Regions from separate parts of the Homo sapiens genome. Here region 2 is linked to region 1. Evidence: chromatin contacts called from ENCODE Hi-C or POLR2A ChIA-PET data. All regions are on one chromosome and are shown on one strand. Each heading gives the region's core, a stretch centred on a gene start or an enhancer-like site at or near the end of the contact. The rest is flanking DNA. Distances are from core to core; before and after follow the strand shown. Region 1 overlaps TGFBR3 (transforming growth factor beta receptor 3). Region 2 overlaps TGFBR3 (transforming growth factor beta receptor 3).

Region 1 (4,550 bases), core at 762-3,261:
GTCAACCAAAGGTGATACGTGTGAACCGAGCAGTTTATTTTATTTTAGTAGATATGAATGAATGTTTACATTTGGCCTATGCATCTGTTCACCCAGTCCTGAGGCGAGGAACTGGAAAGTACAAGGCAGAGGCAGGTGGTGCTCTGCCAGGGGAAAAGTCTGGAGCTGGAGTCTCAGAGACCCAGGTTCAAATCCCCTATTGCCACTTCCTGCTGATGTGTTTCTTAGCCTCTCATGAGCTCCAGTTTCCCATCACTCTAAAATGAGGGCATTAACACTGTCTTCACAGTGGTATTGTGAGAATCAGAAACATGTACAAGATGTGTGGCCCCTAGTGGTGTGGTAACCATACATATGAAGAGTTAACCCCCAGCTTCTCACACAAGGCAGCGGCCCAGGGAGCCACCATGTGCTTCACAGTGTGGCCTCAGGTGGCCCAGCTGCTGAGCACCCGAGCGGTGGGGGCCTGCTTTGTGAAGGAGGCTGGTTTGGCAGTGGCCTTGGCAGTGTGGCCGTGGTCTGGGCCACCTGGGGAGTTTCTCACCAGAGTTTATTTGAATTTGTGCTGTCTTCAGGTCAGTAAATATTTTTGTCAGTAGAAGTAGCATCTTGTGGGTGAAGGGGGCTGTGCCTCTGTGCTGGTGGCCGAGGAGAGTGTACCAAACAGAAGAGCAGAGCCTGACTTCAGTTCAAACAAGACACGACACCCGGCAAGATTTTGAGATCAGATTTCTCGAGTAAGCCAGCAGGGGAGGATTAAACTCAGCTCACACTTTGAGTCCAAGGAAAAGTTAGATTTCTTTGGGAGCTACCCTTAAGGAATCTTGTACTCGTCACATACCAGATGCCCAGAATGAACTGAAATATCCAGATTGGGAGGCACCAGTGAGGATTGTCTCTGGAGGTGAATCCATATGGACATTACTGCCAGGAAGCACTTTTCTGAAATACACATTCTACCTCTGTGTGGCTCACAACAGTTTACTTATAGTGGGTTATAGAGTTTCTGTGAGGCTTTGGATGAAGTATCTGCAACATGCCTTTTCATGATAGAGTATGGTGTGAAGTGAGCACGCGTGTGTGCTTATGAGCATTGTTGCTTTCAGGTGTGTTCTTTCGTCATCGTCCACGCCCTGGTTGATCCTTACGTGGTAACACAGCTTTTGCTGTGCTGCTGATAAGGAGCATCATCAGAGCATGTCACTCACTTGGCTCTTGACTGCAGGGAAGAGATTGCGTAGGGAAGACGGGATGTGGGTTTTCAGCCGTGGCCACAGGAGACACTCCCAGCCTTTTGAGGCTGCCGGTGAGGGCCTACAGTAGCAGCTCCAGAGCTCACAGGTCACCACAAAAGTGAGCAGATGAGTCAGATGGGGTTTCGGAGCATGTTTTCCTGGTTTCCAAGCCTTCGTGGCTGGGAGGTGCTATACTCGGGCCCCATGGTGGTCAAGTGAGAATCTGAGCCACTGTGTTAACTCAGGCACTTGTGCTAGAGCCTGTGGGGTGGATCATGCTGTTCCCAGGTGGAAGCCTTCCTGAATGGAGCTGGCCCTGGCATTGTGCAGACAGATTGCGGAAGGAACCACTATGAGGCCAAGGGGGAAGGATGGGAGACAGGTTCATGAGCTGGCTGTGGCAGAGGGAAAGGGACAGGAAGGCTAGGGCCTGACCCAGAAGTGGCAGGATGAGGCTGGGGCTGTGGTGTGCCAACGGAGAGATAGAGGATTGTCCTGCCACCTGGAGAGAGGGGATTGGCCAGAAGAGTGTCCGGGAAGAGAAGACAAAAACAGATTTGTGTTTCCTGCTTTCTGTGACAGTTGAAGGTGGGGAAGCCCCAACTGGGACTTGATTCTTAGCAACCAAAAATGCCACCTCCTTCATTTCATGGTTGGTGTTTTTTTTTTCTGCCCCTTTTAGTATAAGAGTGAGGCTTTGGCTCTCAGGTAAAGAGTGAAAGCAGGAAGTCTGAGACAGACAGTCCCTTATTGGCACAAAGCCCATGCAGCATGCATCACCCCATGGTTCTTCCCCATTTCTCAGCGATAATTGAGTGTCTGTTTTGTGCCAGATACTGTGCTGGGGTGAGGCAGGCAGCAGCAGACAGAGTGGTTGGGTTCTGTTCTTTCGTGGTGTTTGCAGTCTTTGGGAGCATGTAGATGTGAAACCAATAATTGCACAAATAATTATGTACATCTCATCACAGGAAGTGCTGTGGAGAGAAACGGAGAGTACCATGAGAGTATGAAAAAATACAGATCTAACACAGTGAGGGAGGTTTGGGGAGCTTCCTTGAGAGATCAGTAGAATGAGCAGGAGTTTGTCAGGCCATGGTGGTGGGAAGGAACAGAAACGGTGGGGAATGTGTTCCTGGAGGAAACCTTGCTATTCAGAGGCTCCTTTGGGACAAAGGTTGGCACTTCTGATGAAATAAAAGAAGGCAAGTACATTAATTAGGGTAGGTTAAGCTACAAATGTCAGAAAACCCAAAATAACATTGGCTTATATAAAAAAAAGAGTTTACATTTGTTTCCTATTAAAAAAAAAAAAGCAGTTCAGAGCTGATCCCGTGGCTCCATGTTCATCAAGTACCCAGGTGGCTTCTCAGTTGCTGTGCCCTCCTCAGCATGCTGCTTCTGTCTCATGGCCCCAAAGGCTTGCTCTAGTGCTGCCTGTTACATCCACATTCCAACCAGCAGTCAGAAGGAAATGGCAGAAGAACTGACCTCCTTCCCTTCATACAGGAAGCTGCCAGCTGCTAGCGGGATTGGGAAACATAGCTTTCGTTCTGGGTGGCTGTGTGTCCAGCTGGCACTTGAAGAAAGGAGAATGATGGCTATAGGGAGACAGTGAGCACTTCTGTGCTTCACCAGAATGGCCAAAACACGGGAGCAAGTGTCCGAGGAATGAGAGACGGGGCCGTGGCAGGAAGCAGGGCCAGATCTTGGAGGGCCTTGTAAGTCACGTTGAGGTTTTGGGGCTTCATCTGGACAGCAGAGATGGAGTGATAAGTCTTTTAAAGCAGAGAAAAGCAGGATCAGACTTGGGTTTTTCAGATCAGTTTGGCTGCTCTATAGAAGACATTTTGGTGGAGATAAGAATTAAGAGCATCTTGCAGTAATCAGGGAACGAGAGACGATGGTGCCCATGGAGATGGAGAGGAGGGGTCAGAGTTGAGTGGCCAGAGAGAGAATCCATTGGGTGAGGAGAGGGAAGGGGTGATGTTGGGGCACCTCCCCCAGGTTGGTGCCAGGTGTACGTAGGAAGAGGCTGGTGCCATTTACTTAGGGAGGGAATGAAGGAGGAACAACAGGCACGAGGGGTAAAGATCCTGAGTTCTGCATGTTGAGATTGGGTGTCCATGAGACAAAAGTAGATGGTGAAGGAGCTGTTGAATATTCAGGCCTGGAGCTTAGAAAAAGAAGTATGGGCCAGGCATGGTGGCTCACGCCTGTAATCCCAGCACTTCAGGAGGCCAACGCAGGTGGATCACATGAGGCCAGGAGTTCGAGACCAGCCTGGCCAATATGATGAAACCCCATCTCTATTGAAAATACAAAAATTAGCTGGGTGTGATGGCGGGCGCCTGTAATCCTAGCTACCTGGGAGGCTGAGGCACGAGAATCGCTTGAACCTGGGGAGTGGAGGCTGCAGTGAGCTGAGAGCGCGTCACTGCCCTCTCGCCTGGACGACAGAGCGAGACTGTCTCAAAAAAAAAAAGAAAAAGAAAAAAAAGGAGAAATAAGTAAGTCTGAGATGGCCTGGAGTCATTTCTGTAAAGAGATGAGAGTTGAACCCATGGATGTGTTTGAGAAAATCTATGGAAAAAGGATAGTGCACTCCAGGAAGGCCTGGCAGGCATTTTACCTGGAAGGCGGCGATGGAACAGCTGGTGGCAGAAGAGCGTCTCTCCAAGATATTCAAAGGAAAACTTCATACAATCACACTGCCTCTTTCCTTTCTTGGCCAGAGAGGCTTGTTTTTTACCCAAAGGAAACCCTCTCCCCTGATTCCTACACTGTGTCTGTTCTCTTAGGAGAGGACTACTCTACCCCATACTTAGAGTTTAACCTACGTCCTTTAGCCTGGGTGTTTTCACAGGGACTTTTTGTCCCCTCCCTTAAGTCTTAATTTTTTTCACTTGTACATTCTGTACCCCTTGCAAACTTATCCAGTTATGTTTTTCAGGATAAAATTCCTAGCGGGAAGTTGCTGGGTCAAAGGATGTGTACCTTTTGTGGGGCCTTGGATACCACTGAAAAATTATACCAATTTGCTCTCTCAGCAGCAGTGTGATGCTGGCACACTTTTTGAGGAAGGTTTCTTAAGGCATTTCTGGGCTTAATTTTTTTTATAAGCATTGCCTCCCTCTCCCAACTTTTCTTTAATGAAAAGTTTCAACATGTAGAGATGTTGAAACCATTGTACAGGGAACATTTAGATTCCACAATTAGCATTTTGCAATAGTTGCTTTATCAAATATCTCTCCATCTGTCAATCCATCTTATTTTTTGGGAGGTATTTCAAAGTAAGTTACAAAACGGTAGATCTCA
Region 2 (4,550 bases), core at 638-3,137, 41 kb before region 1:
ATTATAAGTGGGGATAAGACTGAGAATATTTAAGCTCTGTGCCTGAAAAGTTGTGTTTTAAACTAACTTTTATTTGTTTACACTGCCATTGAGTAGTTTATAAGGTTTTCTGATTTGCTTTCTCTGGCCTCATCACTGTTTTTGGAGAGGCAGCGTACAACCTATGTACAGCTCTGGAGCTCGCCGCAAGACTCAGGTGGTGGTCATTCTGCTTTTGAAATTGAACCAGAAAAGTCCTGAGGAATGTAACAATATTTTTTCTTTTTGCCCCCCTGCTAGCTTTTTTCTAGCCCTCCCAAAAATGTGTTTATGTTGCTGTCCATGCATGTGGAGCAGTCTGGAATTCTGTGTGACATTAGATAGTGAAAAAAATAGATTTCCCACGTGACTGAGGTTATAGGAGTGAGAAATCTTGGATTATGCAAGGACTCTTTGATTGGAAGAAGGACATTTTGAGATGAGATTTATTTTAAGATATAGTAAAAAAAAACCTAGTATACAACTTTTTGTTTTTTTCTAAACTAACCCTTTTCGGGGGTGACAGGATGGGGTGTGGACTAGAAGCAATACCAAACTTTTAAGTATCAAATCTTCACTCAGAAGAAAAAAAATGTCTTCAGGGTGAAAGAATAGCTCAAATGCGAAAAGCCTGATAGTTATATAATTTGAGAGTAGGGTCTGGCATATTATAGAGGACTCCGAGAGCCTGATCCAAGCAGCCTGCCATTTTCATCACCCCAGGATTATCTGTAAGGACAACTTTACTGTCTGTCACCTGCCAGGTCTCAGCCTGGCCCTTGTGAGTGCCAGGAAGTTTGTGTCCTCTGTTTTGCCAAGCTTAATTAGCTCTAGAAATACCCTATCAAAGGCTGTCTGGCAGTGTTCCATTAATGGTATGGGGTGAATTCAAAAGCACTAATTAATTGTTAGATTATTTGCAAAGCCCATGCTGAAAAACCTAATGCCTGCAGGAGAAAGTTGGCAGAGAGACGGTACAGAGATTAGCTTGGACCTTACCCGGCTCAATTGCGTTTTGGAATTGGGCCAAGAGGGGAGTTGCTTTTCTTTTTGGAGAAGTGCTTGTGGCTATATTGTTTTCTAAACTGCCAGTGTACTGCTCTAGGCTCTCCGTGAGGGAGCTCATATGGACACTTGCAGACCTAGAGAGCCCAGAGACCATCTTCAAGAGGTTTTGTTTATTTTTGTTTTGTGAGAGAAACACAATTGTTTAACTTTCATTAACTAAATAAATTCTTCGCAAGGGCCTCTTCTTAAATAGAGGAAAAGGAACTCTAGTTTGTAGTGTAACAATTCAGGTTTTAAGTGTTAAATGTTCAAAGGAGCCAGGATCAGGGCTTTAAATAGTTTTTTCTTCTTAAAATAAAACAAGTCAGGTTCCTCATGTCCTCTGTTTAGGTGGCCCAGGTCAGCAAAAAGTGAATTTTCCAACTGCTACTGCAGTTGGAAGATGCTGTTTAAAAAAATCTTCATTTGAAATCAAGTGCATGCCAATTTAAGGTCAGGGTATACTACATGCAGGAAAGGAAGAAACAGGTAAACAGGTTTGCATTATTTTGCTACATTTGACATATAGAATGATAACACCTATAATTAACTCAGCTTGACAAATTGTAGACAAATAATAGAAGTCCCTGTCCCTTATAGATGAGAGAGATTTGAGGCTTTTGGAGCCAAGTGCCAGTTTCTGTTGACTCTGAAGGCAACGGAGACAGCTGAAGATCAAAGTATAGAAGGATATTTCAGACTTATCTAAAAGCCAATTGAGTGTTATATAAGGGAGCTGTGTGTAGCTCTGTTTGAAAACATCCATCCAGTAATCTTCCAGTTCCTGAGCCTGGCCCTGCCTCCTGTTGACAGGCCTCAGCGTCTTTTTCTTGTCCTTTTGGGCTTGAGCAACATGTGAGTAAGTACTTATGTACAAATCCCAGACCAAATCTTACTTTATTAACATGATTCAGAAGAAAAGAATTCTAATGAAAAATTTCAGAGGACTGTGCCGAAACATTTCGTGATGTTGTCAGATCTCCCTGAACTCAGGAAAGGCCCCCAAAAATCTATTATTTCTGTTTATTACTCAACTTGGAAAAAGCTTACAAGAATGCCTCAGGAGAGTATGCACTGGTTGAGGAATTTATTCCTGGGTGTACAGCATCCCCTACGTTTACTCTGTGTGAGGCGGGCTATCCTGAAACCCTGGGCAACCTGCCTGCTCCTCAGCCAGCAGGTCTAGAGTAGCAGCTTAGTATTTTTAACCCTTTCTGTCATATGACTCCCAGCCAACTTTTTGAGTTGATAGAAACACAGATCTGAGAGCTATGAGGAATTATGAAAGCCTTTGTACTGACAAAAGACTATGATTTTTCTTTGCTGCTTTATTATGGTTAAAAGGTCTCATTATGCTTTTATTTTGGAGAGGTAATTCTGTATAACAAGACCTACTTGTATATCCCAGTTAGGTTGTGAGATATCATGAATAACATTACAACTGATAGTTAAATTGAAGACTTTAAATGATTTTCCTCAAAAAGATAAAACTAAATTCAAGGTTATTCTAAAATAAGTATGGTTATTTGCATTTAAAAATATTTCAAAGGGAGAAAGAGAAGTTAGGATTACAAGTGATAGAATGAAAAGTGCTCATAATTTGTTGCCTGTAGTATCTGTTTTGCTATTCATGAACATGGTACACCCATTCATTTGTTTAGGTTTTCCTTAATTTCTTTCAGCACTGCTTTTGTAGTTTTCACTAGTTTCTTTTGAAGACTCTAGTGTGTCCAAATGTGAACAAGATTCATCATGTCTGTCTTATTAGAATTATGTTTAAGAACCTCTGTTTTAGAGCTGTAATGCTATCCTCTTCAATCTACTCTTCATTAATAATGATGAAAACTGATACTCCCTCTGACTTTCCTGGAGAGTGAGCTCAGGGGTGTGTAACTAAGGCTATTGCTAAAGTGAGTTATCGGCCTGGCTGCCTTTGCTCTAAGTTGTAGGAACTCAAAGCTCAGTGTGTACTGTGAGATATGTTCTTTAAGGCTGAAGGCTAGTGTTGCTGAGCAAGAGATGTAGTAAAATGAATATCCTTGTTCCTTTGGACTAAATGTCAGAGTTAGAGGCAGTCTTGGAACCCAAAGATTGGATGTTGTGCCTTTCCATCAGGCCGTTGGGCTTTCCCAGCAGAGTTTCGCTGGAACAGAGTCACTCCAGTGAACTTTCATTTTGGACTTGTAACAAAAGGATTTTGTAGAGATTTTACCCTCTGAATGTGGGTAATACCTGAGGGCTTTATCAAGATGAAGAGTAACTTTGTTGGGTTGCTGCACCTTTATTTAGGGAAAGTAATTCTCCACCACAGTGTCAAGAGTGGTCTTGACAGAGACATATGAAAGGTCAGAGAGTCAGGATCGTGCACTAGTTGTGACCTTGGGTTTTGGATTCAGGCACACAGGTTCAGGTCCAGATCATAGGCTGTGTGACCACAGGCTCAGTGTCCTCATTTGTAAAATTGAAGTATCAGTAGTTCCTGTCTCAGTTGTGTTCTTGTGAGGATTATAAATGAGATAATGCATATAAACCAGAGGATCACGTTTATTATGAATGAAACTACTGGAAATAGTATTCTTTGAAAATGTTACCATAGTACTTACCTAGTTTGGACTGCTATAACAAAGTCACATATAAGTCACACATAGATTGTATGTCTTATAAACAACAGAAATGTATTTTTCTCACAGTGCTGGAGGCTGTAAGTCTGTGATCAAGATGCCAGCATGGTTAGGTTCTGGAAAGGGCCTTTTCCAAATTGCAGACTGATGACTTTTCATTGTATCCTCACATGGATACAGTCCTCAAAAAGACAAACTAGAGAGTTCTCTGGAGTCTCTTTTAAGACACTCATACCATTCATGAGAGCGCTGTCCTCATGACCTAATTGCTCCACCTGTTAGCGTGCCCCATCTCCCAATACCATCACACTGGGGTTAGGATTTTAACATACAAATTTTAGGGGGGTACACATTCAGTCCGTAACACATGGTGGACATATTTAATCAGTCTTTTAAGTTGCAGTTCTATTATTCAGGCATATTTTTGGTACAAAAATTAGATCTGATCCTGAAATATAATGTTGCTGTTAAACAGACTTTATTGATGCCCAGTTTCTTTATTTTCCGTAAGTTTTACTTAGAGCAGTACAGTGGAAATACCACAGTGGTACAATGGGAGTGATGGAGTTGGGAGAGGGTGTGGATAAGAAGTGCTCTCCCTGCCCCCCAACTTTTTGTTTTGTTTTGTTTTGGAGATTTGAGTCCCAGTTTTGTGGTTTGCAGAGCTTTTGTTGCCTTATCTATACAATACTGCTAATTATACCTATTCCTTTGATTTGATGAGGATAAAATACTTGTAAAGCAGCCAGAAGTTTATGGCACATAGTAGTTAGGTCTTCAAAAAGTTAATCTTTATTTAGACAATATATATGTGTAGGAAAAGAGGGGGAGAGAGAGCTAGAACAACCTTATTATGGGCAGAAT

The links. Hi-C counts contacts between places; a loop is a spot of excess contacts on that map. ChIA-PET counts read pairs that join two places held with the same protein, here RNA polymerase II (POLR2A). Pooled maps may share reads with other maps.
Region 2: a loop to region 1 is called in a map of astrocyte of the cerebellum, with 4 times the contacts of the local background. The contact joins two enhancer-like sites. A Hi-C loop is called at or near these places in 8 of 168 maps with a recorded cell type or tissue (MCF 10A, astrocyte of the cerebellum, endothelial cell of hepatic sinusoid and 5 more), 1 of 37 single-sample maps with no recorded cell type and 5 of 50 pooled maps. POLR2A ChIA-PET finds 5 or more read pairs at or near these places in 10 of 52 experiments (AG04450, CD8-positive, alpha-beta memory T cell, H1 and 7 more).

What each region holds. Positions count from the first base shown.
Region 1 is chr1:91,801,537-91,806,086 of GRCh38, reverse strand. The region is part of intron 2 of TGFBR3 (transforming growth factor beta receptor 3); the gene reads left to right. Among named protein-coding and RNA genes, the nearest start is that of TGFBR3, 82 kb to the left of the region's middle. RefSeq lists an enhancer at 2,052-2,321. Within about 2 kb of position 2,011, at least 16 of the 41 ENCODE cell types and tissues checked have a DNase peak (open chromatin) inside an H3K27ac peak, as active enhancers do; they include gastrocnemius medialis and psoas muscle, where a contact is called at or near this core.
Region 2 is chr1:91,842,653-91,847,202 of GRCh38, reverse strand. All of the region lies in intron 2 of TGFBR3 (transforming growth factor beta receptor 3), which reads left to right. Among named protein-coding and RNA genes, the nearest start is that of TGFBR3, 41 kb to the left of the region's middle. Within about 2 kb of position 1,887, at least 21 of the 41 ENCODE cell types and tissues checked have a DNase peak (open chromatin) inside an H3K27ac peak, as active enhancers do; they include gastrocnemius medialis and psoas muscle, where a contact is called at or near this core.